Regions from separate parts of the Homo sapiens genome. Here all the other regions are linked to region 1. The links are chromatin contacts, found by Hi-C or POLR2A ChIA-PET in ENCODE. All regions are on one chromosome and are shown on one strand. The core of a region is the stretch at or near the end of the contact, and the rest is flanking DNA. Distances in the headings are between cores, read along the strand shown. Region 1 has its middle 29 kb from the start of LACC1. Region 2 has its middle 76 kb from the start of MIR8079. Region 3 has its middle 23 kb from the start of MIR8079.

Evidence for each region. Hi-C counts contacts between places; a loop is a spot of excess contacts on that map. ChIA-PET counts read pairs that join two places held with the same protein, here RNA polymerase II (POLR2A). Pooled maps may share reads with other maps.
Region 2: a map of CD4-positive, alpha-beta memory T cell shows a loop between it and region 1 (2.7-fold over the local background). The contact joins two enhancer-like sites. A Hi-C loop is called at or near these places in 1 of 168 maps with a recorded cell type or tissue (CD4-positive, alpha-beta memory T cell) and 5 of 50 pooled maps. POLR2A ChIA-PET finds 5 or more read pairs at or near these places in 2 of 52 experiments (BJ and activated naive CD4-positive, alpha-beta T cell).
Region 3: a map of transverse colon shows a loop between it and region 1 (3-fold over the local background). The contact joins two enhancer-like sites. A Hi-C loop is called at or near these places in 1 of 168 maps with a recorded cell type or tissue (transverse colon). POLR2A ChIA-PET finds 5 or more read pairs at or near these places in 1 of 52 experiments (PC-9).

Annotation. Positions count from the first base shown.
Region 1 is chr13:43,906,400-43,911,291 of GRCh38, reverse strand. No RefSeq gene overlaps it. Among named protein-coding and RNA genes, the nearest start is that of LACC1, 29 kb to the right of the region's middle. Within about 2 kb of position 2,756, at least 2 of the 41 ENCODE cell types and tissues checked have a DNase peak (open chromatin) inside an H3K27ac peak, as active enhancers do; they include PC-9, where a contact is called at or near this core.
Region 2 is chr13:44,270,159-44,275,050 of GRCh38, reverse strand. No RefSeq gene overlaps it. Among named protein-coding and RNA genes, the nearest start is that of MIR8079, 76 kb to the right of the region's middle. RefSeq lists an enhancer at 410-589. Within about 2 kb of position 2,935, at least 14 of the 41 ENCODE cell types and tissues checked have a DNase peak (open chromatin) inside an H3K27ac peak, as active enhancers do.
Region 3 is chr13:44,217,052-44,221,943 of GRCh38, reverse strand. No RefSeq gene overlaps it. Among named protein-coding and RNA genes, the nearest start is that of MIR8079, 23 kb to the right of the region's middle. Within about 2 kb of position 2,954, at least 22 of the 41 ENCODE cell types and tissues checked have a DNase peak (open chromatin) inside an H3K27ac peak, as active enhancers do; they include PC-9, where a contact is called at or near this core.

The DNA.
Region 1 (4,892 bases), core at 1,507-4,006:
TTCTTGAATGTCTACTACATTTATCGAATGTGCAGGAGGCACTATTATATATCCTTATTACATTATAGATTTTCAGTACCAAGTGTTTATTTCATTTACAGCTCTTGAGGATATATTTTATCTTATTATTCACAGTTAATTGTAATAAAAGTTTCAATTGTATTACCTCAAAAGGCTACATGTGGACCTCACAGGCAAATGGGGATGTTACTAAAAGGAGAAACAAGGGTGATTATGTAATACTAAAATTTATCAAAAGCTTTTATGACTAAGGTCAGAAAAGCTGAAAATCAAAATGAGATGCAAATTGAAAAATGCCAGGAAGGGAATGAAAAAACAGAATCTGGAAACCACAGAAGTAAAAATTTTCATTATACCTTAGACAAATCATCACAAAGTTGATCCCAAATTGAAGATACATATAAGAAAGTAGTGGGAGGCCGAGGCGGGCGGATCACAAGGTCAGGAGATCGAGACCATCCTGGCTAACACGGTGAAACCCCGTCTCTACTAAAAAAAAATACAAAAAATTAGCCGGGCAAGGTGGCGGGTGCCTGTAGTCCCAGCTACTAGGGCGGCTGAGGCAGGAGAATGGCGTGAACCCCGAGGGGCGGAGCCTGCAGTGAGCCGAGATCGCGCCACTGCACTCCAACCTGGGCGACAGCGAGACTCCGTCTCAAAAAAAAAAAAAAAAAAGAAAGTAGTAATAGGAATTATACAACCCCCCTCAGATGAATTTAGTCACCCTCTGTGACTGAGCCAAAAGGCTAATCAAGAGAGGCCAAGGTCTTCAATCTCCCTTGAACGCACCAAAGTCATTCGAACCAGATGTTTTTCCTGATGCTGCTTTCTTCACCCACTGTCTGACTTTGCAGCTATTGTTCTATCTTCAGATCCTTGCTGCAGTTCTAGCTTCTTGGTGCAGCCCTTCCTAATTCCTCCTACCCAAAATGAGAGCCACTTTCTGGATGCCCCGGAAACCTTACAACATTGCAGTTTACCACTAAATGGTTCTCTAGTGAGTATGGAGTTCTTCTGGATTAGGCTACAAATACCTTACTTGCAGAATTCATACTGTAAACATTTTAGTGATTTATTAACTTGTAAGAAAAGTCTTACAAGACATAAAAATTTAGTCATATTAAGTAAATATTGAATGAATGGCATTTGTCAAAAATAAAAACTGTAGAAAAATAAAACCACTTTGGAAAATTTGGGATGTAAGGTTCATAATACCCATTGCACCTAACTCCTTATAAGACATAAAGGAGGCACTTTTGGCTGACAAATCGATTGATGAATGAATGGTAGTAAGAAAGTTTTCTTTACTGAGACCTTTCATTCTAACCTACATATTAATGTATGAAATTGATTAGTGCAAATAATCATACAGTCATCTCAAAGTAAACTCAAAACATTCACCACCACCACCACTACCACCACCACCCCCTAAAAGCTGCTCAGCCTCCTGTATCCTTTTATGCCTAGTTAAAGGCATCACTCCTCACTCAGTGACCTAAGCCAGGAACCTGGCAGTCACAAAGTACTTTCTCCTTATTCCCATATTTGATTCCTCACCAAATTCTGTTGACTGTCTCAGATCCATCCCTGCCTCTCCTTCAGCACAGATTTTACTTGGTTCAGGCCTTAACATCCCCACCCACCCAGACTCTAGGGTTATTTCCCAGCTGGTTGCACATATCTGGTCTCACCTCTCTCCAATCCATGCCACATCCAGCCAGAGAGGATCTAAAATGCAAATCTGTTCACATCATCCCCTTTCTGTATCTTGTAATGGTTCTAATGCCTAAAAGATAAAGTCCTAACTTCTTTGCATGTCCTTCAAGGGCCCTTTTAATCTGGTTTCAGCCTTTCTTTTTAAAATCAACTTTGGCCACTTGCCTATATGCATCATACCTTCTTCCCATCTAAAATTTCAGAGTCTAAAATTGTCAGACTTGAAGTGCCAATGCATTTTATCTCACTGTGTAGGACAATATTTGACCCTGTATCCATTTAAACTAGTTGACTTACCTCTATATCTAAACCAAGGACCAATTTATTTCTTGATCACCTCTGCAAAGCTGATACTTTGGTCACCACGATGGCTGGTAAATGCCCCTAATATAGCAATTATTTGATCGTATACGCATTTAACCTACTAGAACTTCTCTACTGTCAGAAGGGCAGGGAGGGACATAGCAGATGCTGGCATGTGAGGAAAGTATATAGTTTGGCATTTCATATATCAGCATCACCATAACAACCACTCAAATATTTGTTGAACATTGGTGAGTCAATGATGAAAGAGTTTAGAAGAAGGAATTTCAGGGAAATGGAACAGCAGGAGCAGAGGCAGCAGTGAACTTGCAGTAGGCTAAGAACAACCCAAGGTAGTTTTTTTTTTCCCTGACACTGCTAAATTGAAGGTTTTTATAAAGGAGCTAAAGATGAGGAAAGTAGCCAATCTGAATAAGCTGTGACTCAATAAGTAGAAGATGAAACCAAAACATACCTCAAAAACTTCTGCCTGGGAGACTGGAAGATTGGTGACACCTTGATGGAAAACAGTAAGACTGAATTGTACATTCAGACCAGTTCTCACCATCTGAATTTGAAAAAGAAAAAAAAAGTCTAAGAGGAAAAACTGAATAGTTACTACAAATTACCTACAAACGTCCTTGCCAGTATGAGGATTTATGCCACCTGGTGGCAGTTTATCTAATTTTGTTATTCAATTCTTTACAATAGTGCAAACTCTCAAAATTTGTACTTACAAACTTGAGCACTGTGTCAGGCATGAAGGAGCTATTAAATTTTTTTTGTAGAATAAATGGATGAGTGGAATGTGTAAATAAATTATTCAATGAAGCAAAGCTCTGTGATGAAAAAAGCTCTGATCCAAAGGTCAAGACAGTTGGCATCTAGTTTCACACTAACTGTCGAGTGATTCCCAGGAGGTCACAGACCTCTCTCCCAGCTCTACCATTCCTGACTTTATATTGGGGTTTTAGTTTATTTATCTAAAAAAAATGATATGTAAAAATTTCTTACAGTTATAGTATTTGAGTTTTTTATATATAAATTATATATATATAACAATATGTTATATATAGCACAAACTCAACAAAAACTCAAATATAACTGTAAGAAATTTTTACATATCTTTTTTGTTATATATGTATATTGGGATTTTTATTTGAAAAATTATTAGCTGAGTTCAAAAGTCCTTGAAGAGTCACAACATCAGAGGGTCTGTCAGGAGTGATATGTACACTTCTGGCAGTTGAATTTGAACTCACAGCTGGAGGAAACTTGCTGGTTCTAAGTTCTCTTCTGATTATGTCATCATTGTTTCTCTTTAGCCAGATGTTTCTAATGATAGCTTTCTAGATGACATTCCTCCTATTTTGTCCAGCCTCCGAATCCCCTCCTACACAGCACATTTGACCCCTTCCTATGAGTATCCAGGCCATACTCACAGGTGGGGTTTGAAGGGTGAGTACACACTGCTATGTGGATTTTTTTCTTTTTAGGCTAATATTATGTTTAATAAATGGGATTATGCTATTGTATGTATTTGTCTAATTTTCTCAGCTAAAGCAAAAGATCTATCCAAAAGGAGGCTTTTTAAAAAGTCGTATTCCTAATACAAGGTCTTTATGCAATAGACACTCAGTGTGTCCTTTTCAATACTGATCTTTATGATGAGAGTTAAAAAGCATTATCCAATTTAGGGACCAGGGAGGGGCTATATAAGATGATTCGGAAGTACTAGTAGTGCCAGCAAGTAGCAGCGTGCTAAAATCACACCCCACAATAGTGGGAGTACGTCAAAGGGACACAGGAACCCAACTGAAAAAGCACCAATGGCCAATTTAAGAAAAACAAATAAAATAATATTAGATTATAATCTAAAGTATATAATAAATATCCATGAGTTCATACTAACTTAAATAAATGATTGAATAATGGGAGAGAGTAGACAAATCTCAGGTATAGAAGAATTTGTAATAATTGATGTAGATACTCCACCGTCACAGTGTGAAACACAACCCTCCACTCTTTAAGTGTGGGCTCTGCACACACTGCTATAGAGTGTAGTATGGGAAGGCCAATGAAAGAGTAACCTTGTGATAGAAAAACCTGGCAAACACTGCCTCAGTCAGACTATCAACAAATGCTAAGTCAGGTTGGTAGCACATACCCTCCATGTGAGGTAATGAGAATAGCACGTTACCTCTGTGGTCTTCCTCCCCCAAATCCATATCTTCACCCTAATCATGAGAGAAACATCAGACAAATCCCAATTGAAGGACATTCTGTTAATACAAAATACCTGGCCAGTGCTCCTCAAAGCTGCCAAGGTCATGAAAAATAAAGTCTGAGAAACTGTGATAGCCAAGAAGAATCTAAGGAGATATGACAAATAAATTGTAATAAATTATCCTGGATGGGATCCTAGAACAGAAAAAGAACACTAGGTGAAAACAAAGGAAATCTGAATAAAGTATGGAATTTAGTTAATAATAATGTATCAATATTGGGTCATTAATCACAACAAATGTACCAAACTAATGTAAGATGTTTCTAATAAATGAAACTGAGTGTTGGGTGTATGGGAACTCTGCACTATCTGTGCAACTCTCTGTAAAAAGTTTATTTTAAAAAATGGGTCAAATCTCCCATCACACTCATCAGAAACTAGTGCCATGTTCGGAGATGCAAGGAAACGTCAAACTATTACTAAATATCTTTTGGAAAATTAGATAGCAGAAAACTAGATAGGATATTTTAAAAGCAAGAATCTTTCCTTTGAGGCAGGAGGAAGATAAAAGATGGCTTAAGAGCAGTTATATATTTTTTATTTGAAAAAAGTATAGTTCATTAAA
Region 2 (4,892 bases), core at 1,686-4,185, 360 kb before region 1:
GTGCAGAGGAGCTGAGTTCTGAAAAGCTCTGGTTTCCTTCTCTGTAAGCCTTGCTGGCACATTTTCAAAGACCACATCAGTCAGTGTGAGTGGTCCTGGGTCCTTTCCATGCAGCTGGCTCAGAGTTTTACAGACCCTGTAACAGAATCTCATAAAGACTGGCTGCCATTTGGGGTTAAAGTCTGGTGCTTCTCCCTCTTTTCTTGTATGAAGATTTGATTTTTAGATTTGTTTGGAAAATGACTTTGTTAGCCTAAATCATCTTAGGCTTCAATGTTAAAATAGAGTGGAATATGCAGTAGTTGACTCATACTATTGTAGCTAGACAACTTGTCACTTAATACTTCATGACTTTAGGGATTGGTTAAATTAATAATTTTATAAGGCACATAGACGCCAGAGAGCTTCCTCCATTTTGTTCTTTTCTCTAGCAATGTGCGTCATCATTACACCCCTACCAAATAGTGTATTTTAGAACCTGTTATGCATAACTCTGCCTCTGCTTTCACTTTCTGTTTCCCTCTCTCTCTGCCTCTCCCTCGGCCTCTATGTCTCTTTCATTCACTCTTACTTATATATACTAAAATATTGCAAATTCGCTCCCTAATAATTAGGAAGTTTTTTGCATGTGGCTTGAGGTTGTCCTTCAAAGGTTTTAAATATGTGTTGATGAGAATAGGCATAGGGAGGCAGGTGTGGGACAGCAGATGGAAGGGATGCTCTGTGTTCAAAGATCCCACCCTAGTGAAGTGAAGCTTCTACCTGGGGTTAAAGACCAACTTCCTGATTGTAACAGCTGTGACCCAGAATCTACTCTGGGGTTGACTTCTTCTGAGAGCTGATTTGGCTGTGTGAGCCTGGAATACTGAAGTCAGGAGTGGGAGCAGCAGCAGCGACAGCAGGAGTATGTTTGCCATCAGGCATCAGTGAGCTCCTAACCCCTGGCCAGCCCGGTGTGGTGGGAAAGCACAGGTTTTGCAGTCAGGGGAGCTGGGTTGGAGTTCAGGGTTCAGCCATTTACTAGCTTTATGGTGCTGGGCAATTTATTCAATATCTCTAGTCATCAATTTACTTTTTTATTGTTGTAAAAGAAATACCTCATGTTGGTTATTGTGAAGGTTAACTGAGCAATGAATGTGCAGGTATGGGGAGTTTCAGATGCAAGCTTTGTCTCTGTCCCTTGAGAGGACAGTGTGTCATGTGACCCATTTGAGAATACCAGTGATTTAGCGCAAAAAGTTGCTTTATCTCTTCATTCCTTCAATTTTTTGTTAATACATTTGCTCATTCATTCAATGCTGGCCACGAAGCATGTGACACCAGTCAGGTGTTGGGGATACTGCTGTGAAGAGTCCGACCCTCTCCTCCTCCTACCAGTCTGGGGGAGATGCTGACCACAAATGACAGTCACAATCCAGTGTGGAGAAGCACCACACTGGGGAAAGTACAACATGCTCTGGTGGCTTTGGAGTGTCAGACAACAGAGCGGGGAAGAGGTTAGGAAAAGAAGTGGCCCACAGGATAAAAACAAGCAGCTGGGTGAAGGTGAGGCAGAGGATGTAGCATGGCACACAGCAGTGGTGAAGAAATGAGGATGGCGGGCCCTCTGTAGATAGGTGGACATGCCTGGAGTATCGAGTGTGAGGGTCGTGTTGAGATATATACAGAGATATGGAGCCATCACAAGCTATCTGCACCCAGGAGCTTTCTCCTGGCCTCCCCAGTGACGTTCTGTACCTCAGATGTTGATTCCATGGATGCTGTCATCACCAAAGATGGGATGGATGCTGGGACACTCCTAGCACTTAGAGTTAGAACTTGCAATACATGTTTCCCGTAGAAACAGCATGTTAAATGGTAGTTCAATGTAGTTAGGATATTGCTACAAATAACACCTTTGAGTGTACTTAATTTAAACCTGTGAAATGTAGAAAAATCAAAGAGGACAGGTCCTGTTCCAGGCTAGAGGTACTTTTTGCAATGCAGAGCACTATCCTTCTAGATCTGGCCAGCAGAGCATGAATCGGGACCTCAGGCTGGCTTTGCCTGCATTTGGATTTGAATTTGAATGTTTTGGTCTAGGAGGCTCTCTGCACAGGGTTTCCATGATTCCATCACTCCCTGCTGTTTCATATCTGGCTGACTTCCTCACAGTGAGGTTGCCTACTTGCCCCTGGAGGTACTGGACTTGGAAACCCTTTCTCTAGGCAGTAGGGGTTGGAGATAGCATCATCGTTTCCGACTGATTCATCATCAGCTTGGTGTTAGTCCACTTACAAAGTCAAGCATGACAGTTGAGGCAGTGTTTGGAGGTGCCCTCTGACTTTCCACCAAATGCTTTTTTTTTTCTTTTCACTTCTTCCAATCCTCCTTTTTTTTTTTTTTTTTTTTTAATCATTTCCTCTAGGCACTTTTCTTTTCTAGGGCAATTGAATTCAATTCAGCAAAAGTATATGGGACGTCTTCTATGTGTCTGGTACTTAGGATGCGAGGGATAACAGAGCACAGTGTCACTTTCAGGGAGATCACAGTCTAGCATGAAGGGGTGGGAGACAGACAAGTAAAAGGGCTGGTTCTAGATGGTGAGGTGGATGCCCTGATGTGGCAGAGGCTAAAGAAAAACCAATGAGGAGTACCTGAGCCATCTTGGGGATGAGGAAGAGGCCAGCAGGAGTTAGCTAGACAACTGCAAGTACACTCCAGGCACAGGGTCAAATGGGAGCAAAGGATCAGACACTTAGCAGGGTGCACTCAGCATCCTGCAGGATTGAGCAAATGGCTGGGGGCAGAGCCAGGGAGAGAGACAAGAACCGTGAGAGCTGAGGATGGGAAGGCCAGCTCCTGCCTTTCCTGTCTTTCCCCAGTGGCAAGTAGGGTAGTACTTAGCATCTCCTGGCACCACTCCAAGCTGAGATGGGCAGTGACCCTGGCCCTGTAGGAAGCCTGTATTTTTCAAAAGCTTCTTTAGAGAAAAGAGCCCCAGGAGAGTAGAGGGCCTGAGTCTGCACTGGCAGGAAAAGTGGACTAAATTCAGGCCAGACTCAAAATAGCTCCTGGAGGTTGACCAGATGGAAATTAGATTACTGCTGTATGTGGGCATAGCACTCAGGAGGCCAGTAAAACAGTGAGAACAAGGGAGTGATCCCTTCTAGAGAACGGGGTGCAAATGTTACAAAATATTTGTGAGCCATGACTTTTAAAAAAATTCAAACGCAAAGATTTTTTTGAGTGCCACAGGGGAAAAATTACTTTGTTAATAGATGAGTATCAAGAGATCAAGAGGATTGTCAGTCCTGCTGTTTAAAATATTAATATCTGGACAAGTTAGGGATGTAACAAACTGCAGCCAGCTTTTTAATGTTTCTTCCTGAGCTCAGAACAATTCAGTCATTCTCCTTAGGTTGCTGTAACCAGGCATGTGGTATCCCATTAGGAAAATGCACCCAACCTTAGACAAGGGCTAGTCTGTAACTCTCTTGTGTCTGTCTGTCCCCTGGATTTACGTGGAAGACCACCTGCTTAAGATAACCCAGGGCCAGGTGCTATGTATACCTGTACCATCTATGCCACTTTGGTTTTCTTCTGTCATTACTGTGTTGTTTTGGGAACTTGGTTCAGGGAAATGATGATGCCAGCAGGGCAGATTCCCTGAGCTGCCCAGAATCCCAGAGGGTACCCCTGGGGCAGGCGGGTATGGTTTACTCATCTTCAAGCTGCAGGAAGTAGTGGCTCCAGGATAAGCACCTCAGCCTTCGGAGAAGGACGGGCTTGGGGAAGGGAGATTTTAATGTAGTGTAAACAAGACAGAGGATTTCATAAGCTTCTCGGAAACTCCTGGACCTGACACTCATCATCTGCTACTAAATTTGGCCCTTTCATGTTCCTTGCACAGGATATAATGGCAACCATGACACAGACTCTGGGCTGAATTTAGATAAACAACATGGCTGCTGAGGATTTGTACCTGTTAAAAGTCTAAGAAATGTCAAAGGTTGTAGTAAGTATGACTCAGGACAATTTCATTTAAGTTGTCAAAAGTAGGAAAAAGTCAGCAGTATAGCTGATCACTCTCTTTTGTGCTTTTTTGCACTTGTAATTTCCATGACTCTCACTAAACTGCGGGAGGTAAAACTATTTTTGTTCTCTGGGCTTTTGCGTCGTGTGTAAGCTGATTCCCAAGTTTGGGTAATATTGTGGAAAGCGTCAGTACCACCACTGAAGCCTCCTGGAGCCCCATCACCTCCACCCTCTTCCCGGGCAGGTGGAGTGAATCTCCCTGACTTTGAATTTCCAGAGTACTCGTGCATGCCTCGATTACAGCACTAGTTGCTTACAGCAAATTATCTGTTCACGAGTCTGCCTCCCCCACTGATCTTTGACCCCCATAAGGGGTTCTTTCATTGCCTTTTGTATTCTCAATGTGAGGACAGTGCCTGGGACACAGTAGGCACATATTTGATGCTGTGCGGTCATCCTGATTCTGGAGGATGATGTTTTTGGTAGTCAAATGACAATGGAATAGAGCCCCATGGAAAGACAGTTCGGAGGTAGAGGAAGGAGCAGAGAATTTGGAGACCAGAATTCCTTTTTTATTTATTAGATGTTCCTGTCACTATGGGCCAACCATCAGTTTGACCTTTTGTCTCCCATGCAGTGATAATAGTGCTTTCCTTCTAGATTTTTGGGAGAGAATTAAATGATGCAATAGATATGAAAATGACTTTGCGACTGGGCTGAGTTTTATGGAGGAGAAGCATCATCATTAATGAAAAGAAGCAACTGTAGCCAGGGATTGGGACAATCACACTGCTGTGTAGTTTCCTCACATGCTCTTTGGATGATCTTGGGCACGTAAATTACTTCTTGCCTGTTGTGGATTCTTCATCTCTAAG
Region 3 (4,892 bases), core at 1,705-4,204, 310 kb before region 1:
TCAACTCCTCCTGCTTCAACAAATTTACTCATAAAACCATTTTATAGATGTCACTTTGTTGGCTTTCAACAGGGAGAGTATCTTTATTAGAACATTCCCGTCCTCATTATCTCCCGACTGTGGCTCATCTCCTGGCTTAGAATTTCATGTCTCATGACTGTGATCTTGTTGAATCCTGCATTATAATTGCGTATATTCTTTTCTTATTCTACCACCCCCACCTCCTGAGGGCAAAGTGGCCCTCTGCTGCTCAGTTGTCTACATAGAAGAGGCTCAAGCCTGAAGTTTTATAAAATTTAATTTAGTTGGATTAACTGTAAGGCTCAGTTACAAGTTAGGTGGGTGGCTACAGCTTCACCTCATTAGGCCACCATTCCCACCAAAACTCATTGTGGTGCTGAGGCATTTTTGCTGGAGTCTATATGACCATAGGCATGATTTCCTAAGGTTCTTCTTGGATATGCAAATTGGCTTAGGATATTCCAACCAGAGCATTCTTGAAGGTTAAAGGCAAGTTGGTAAATGTATTATCCTATTTTTGTGTAAATTCTATCAATTACACCAAAGTAAGGTGTGAAAGTATTGGGTTTAGAGTCTAGAAGTTCTGAATTTAAAGTTTCTACTGCAGCACTTACTAACTCTGGGACTTTGATGGTGTTGGAGGAGGGCATTTAGCATCTGTTCTCTTATCTTTCCCAATGGGGCAGCAATGCCACCCCTCGGGAGTATTGGGAGGATTCATTCATGCATGCATGCATGCATTCAGCTTTCAACAGCCAACATTTCTTCAAAAGCACTCCATGTGTCAGGCACTCCACTGGCTCTGGGGATTCACAGAGGACTCACGGTCCAGTTGGTGAGGAAGACATACAAACAAACCGGTTTAGTATTTCTCAATCTTTTTTTCATTATTGGCCTCTAAGGAGCCTTGGTAGACATTTTTTCATAATCTTCCCTTCTCTATCCTGTGAAATTTTAATATCACAGATATACTGTATTTGTGTACTATATGCATATCTGTGATTTATAATAAAAAGAACAAAATTTTTCCAGCCTCCCTTGACCAAGAACCACTTCTGGCTCCCTTGAGGATATCAACTCCTTTGAGAATGAAAGAAATGAATGATTAAGGAGGGGTGTAGTGAGTGCAATTGGTTGAAGGACAAGCTGCCAAGTTTGCCTCACCGTGGGTATGGGAGACTCACTGCAATGGGTGAAGTCAGGAAAGGTCTCAGGGAGAAAAGTAGGATGCCAGCGATCCCAAAGGAGGAACCTGAACTCTCCGGTGGCCACAAGCAGGGGAAGTTCTCTTGGAAAGGCACAGGGGTGCACCTACTCAGGGTAGGCATAAGAAGAGAGGCCGAGGGACAGGAGGAGGGCAGCGGCAGCAACAGAGGGCCTCGAATGCTGAGCCCAGGAGAGCAGATGTGACCCAAAGGAAACCGGCAATGCATAAAGTCTTAAGAAGGGGAATGACTTGCTCATATTTATACATTTCCAAGTTTATTCAGGCTATGTGTGGATGAGTCAGGGAAATCCAGTCAGAGATAAAGGCAGAAATCATGACTTCAATGAGAGCGGTTGCCTGTGAGGATGACAGGAGAGAGATTTTGGAATAGGATCAAGTGAAACAGTTTATATACAAGCACTTGGCATGCAGTAGGTCATTGATAATAGTGCCTATGACTAATGTTTGGGCATTTGGTACCATTTAGCAGGTTGGCATTGCAGAAGCTTCCTACAGGCCACAGAACCTGATTGCTTCAATGTCTCAGGGGTCCAAGGTTTGATATTTGTTAAATCGATGTTTTTCTTTGAGATGAAACTAGGCAAGGTAAACCTGGCCAACGGGCTCCTGGGGGAACTGCACAGGCTGCTGCAGTCTGGCTGGGCCCCGACCACTCAGTTACCAACTCCATGAATTAGATATAAATGTAACAACAGCACAGGCCAGGCCACGGGCATTCTCAGAGCTGTGCAGGGTTTTATTCATTCGCTTCAGACGTTCCCTTGCCTCAGCTCCAGCCAAATCACAACCCACTGACTACACTAGCTGCTACATTTGCCATCTTTTCTGCCTGGCTTTGATCTCTTCTGGGAATCACCCGACCGGTCACCAACACCCTTGAGAGATGACCACACTGTCCTGTTTGTGGCTCTTGTTCACAGTAAATGAGATTGCTATGGATTATCCAACGTAGACTTATTCATTTCCTGGTAGCAGTTTTTAGGGCTTTTGAAAAAACTAAAAGAAGTCAGCAGTGATGTAACATGCAGAGAACAGTGAGGACTGTTAACATGTGATGGTTTTTCTGTGAAGTGGAGGGGTGGTGGTTGGGGGCCTTTTGGTAATGGAAGGACCGTTTGCCCTTTCTAGAAGCTGAGAAGGAATTCAGGGAGGCAGAATAGGGAGGGCGGTATGCTAGTGGTGCCAACTCTCCTGTCCAGGTCGGGAGCTGCCCAGTAAGGCCTTAGGGTTCGCAGGGAGGTGTCTGCCTGTCCTCTCTGGGACCCTGAGATGTATGCTAGAGCTGGTGGTCTTTATCCTTATGCAGAGCACACTTGCTGTGTTTGATAAATGGCTTTGAAGTGAGGATGATGCCTCTTTTGTCTATTCCCAATCAAATGCATCCTCTGGTGGCCACCTCCTTGGCTCTCATCTTTACGGTCCCTTTCAAGGCTTCCAAAGCCCACTGCAATGGCAGCAGAAGTCAAGAACTGCCAAAGCCTCCCTCTCAACTGCCCCCTTCAAACCTCCCTTCTCTTTCTTTCCTCGGCTTCTCTTGGCTTCCCACGCTGGCTGTCCACGTTGCCTAACCCCGGTTGGACCGGCAGCTGTGTCCCAGGCTGTTTACCTTGGCTCTGACACTGAGTGCCTTTAGAGTGCTGCTTTCTGAAACTGTCCTTCATGGGTTTGTAAGGAAACTTGGGCAAAGGGCCCTGGCCCTCTGCTTGCCCGGGGTGTGGCAGTTGGATTCAGGCAGGCCCACGGGGCCCTCCAATTTCCACTTATCTGTTAGGAGAAGAAGGAAACAACAGTGCTGAGAAGGAGCTGGAGCAGGAGAGAGTTAAGGAGCTTGCTAGTGAGCTCCCAGGTGCTCCATGAGGCCAGAGTAACAGACATGGCTCAAGTTCCATTCCAGGCAGGGCTTACTTAATGAGTGAAAGGACATATCCAAAGGGTGCTGCTGATTCGTGCATTTTGGTATCTATCTGGAGGCCTTCCTTCGGTACTGTGCTACAGGTTCTGACATAGCCAATGTTTACCAATTAACTGGATTAACAGCTTTGGGAATACGTTAAATAAATACTGACACAATGCAAAGCTGGGAGTGGAGATAAGTACACTCATAAACTCAGGATTTAGAGCAACTTCAAGAGGCTGAACAATGAACATAACATTCAGGGAAGAATGAGAAATGTTAATGAGAAGGGTGAATGGTTTTTCTCTTAGCTACAAAGTGCAAGAGAGAGGAGATGTGGGATGTTCTCATGAATTAGAAGAGCCTTTACGATTTTAGTTGACAATAAGGTAAAGGGCCTAATGCACTTGATCTGGCATCTCAAATTTCACATACCCAAAACTGAACATGTCAAATTCTTACCTTCCCTGTCAGTCCCAGTTTCTGTTGATTACAGCAGTTAGCCTCCCAGGATTATTTATTATATGATTGCATTCTGTGATCAACTATTTAATAAGCATATATACGGTATATAATCCTATAGAATATTTTAACGATCATTTGATCATTCATTCATTCATTTTTTTTTTTTGAGATGGAGTCTCACTCTGTCACACAGACTGGAGCGCAGTGGCACAATCTCAGCTCACTGCAACCTCTGACTCCTGGGTTCAAGTGATTCTCTTGCCTCCACCTCCCGAGTAGCTGGGACTACAGGCATGTGCCACCACACCTGGCTAATTTCTGTATTTTTAGTTGAGATGGGGTTTTGCCATGTTGCCAAGGCTGGTCTCGAACTCCTCAGCTCAGGGAATCTGCCCGCCTTCGCCTCCCAAAGTGCTGGGATTACAGGCGTGAGCCACCACATCTGGCCTCATTCATTATTGCAATAAATATTTATTGAGCACTGAGTAAGTATCACACATTGTAGTAACTGAGACATCGTCTCTACTCTCCTAGAGCTTGTTCTACCAGGGGAAATGGACATTAAACTTGTAATACACACAAACTTATTCAAAATTATAATCCTCATTGACTTTATGAAAGAAGAAGGTTCTAGACAGCATAGAGTGGGCAGATGAGGCCTAATTTTGGAAGGAGGATGAAGGGAATTTTCCTTGAGGAAGTGAATTTTGAGTTCATGGAAAGTTATATAGCTATGTTGTCCAATATGGTAGCCACTAGCCCCATGTTGGCATTTCAGTTTAAATAAATTAAATGTAAATAAAATTAAAAGTTCCATTTCTCAGTTGCGCTAGCCATATTCGAGTGCTCACTAGCCACCTGCAGCAAGTGGCTACCGTATTACATAACACAGATAATGAATGTTTCCGTCATTGCAGAAAATTCTATTGGATGGTGTTGTTACGTAGGATTTAACTAGATGAAAAGGCCAGGCACGGTGGCTCACGCCTGTAATACCAGCACTTTGGGAGGCTGAGGCGGGTAGATCACTTGAGGTCAGGAGTTCAAGACCAGCCTGGCCAACATGGAGAAACCATGTCTGTATCTACTAAAAATACAAAAATTAGCTGGGCATGGGGCCAGGTGCCTGTAATCCCAGCTACTGGGGAGGCTGAAGTGGGAGAATCACTTGAACCTGGTAGGCAGAGGTTGCAGTGCTCCAAGATCATGCCACTGCACTCCAGCCTGGGCGATAGAGGGAGACTTTGTCTTAAAAGCAAAAAACAAATAAACAAAAAACTAGCT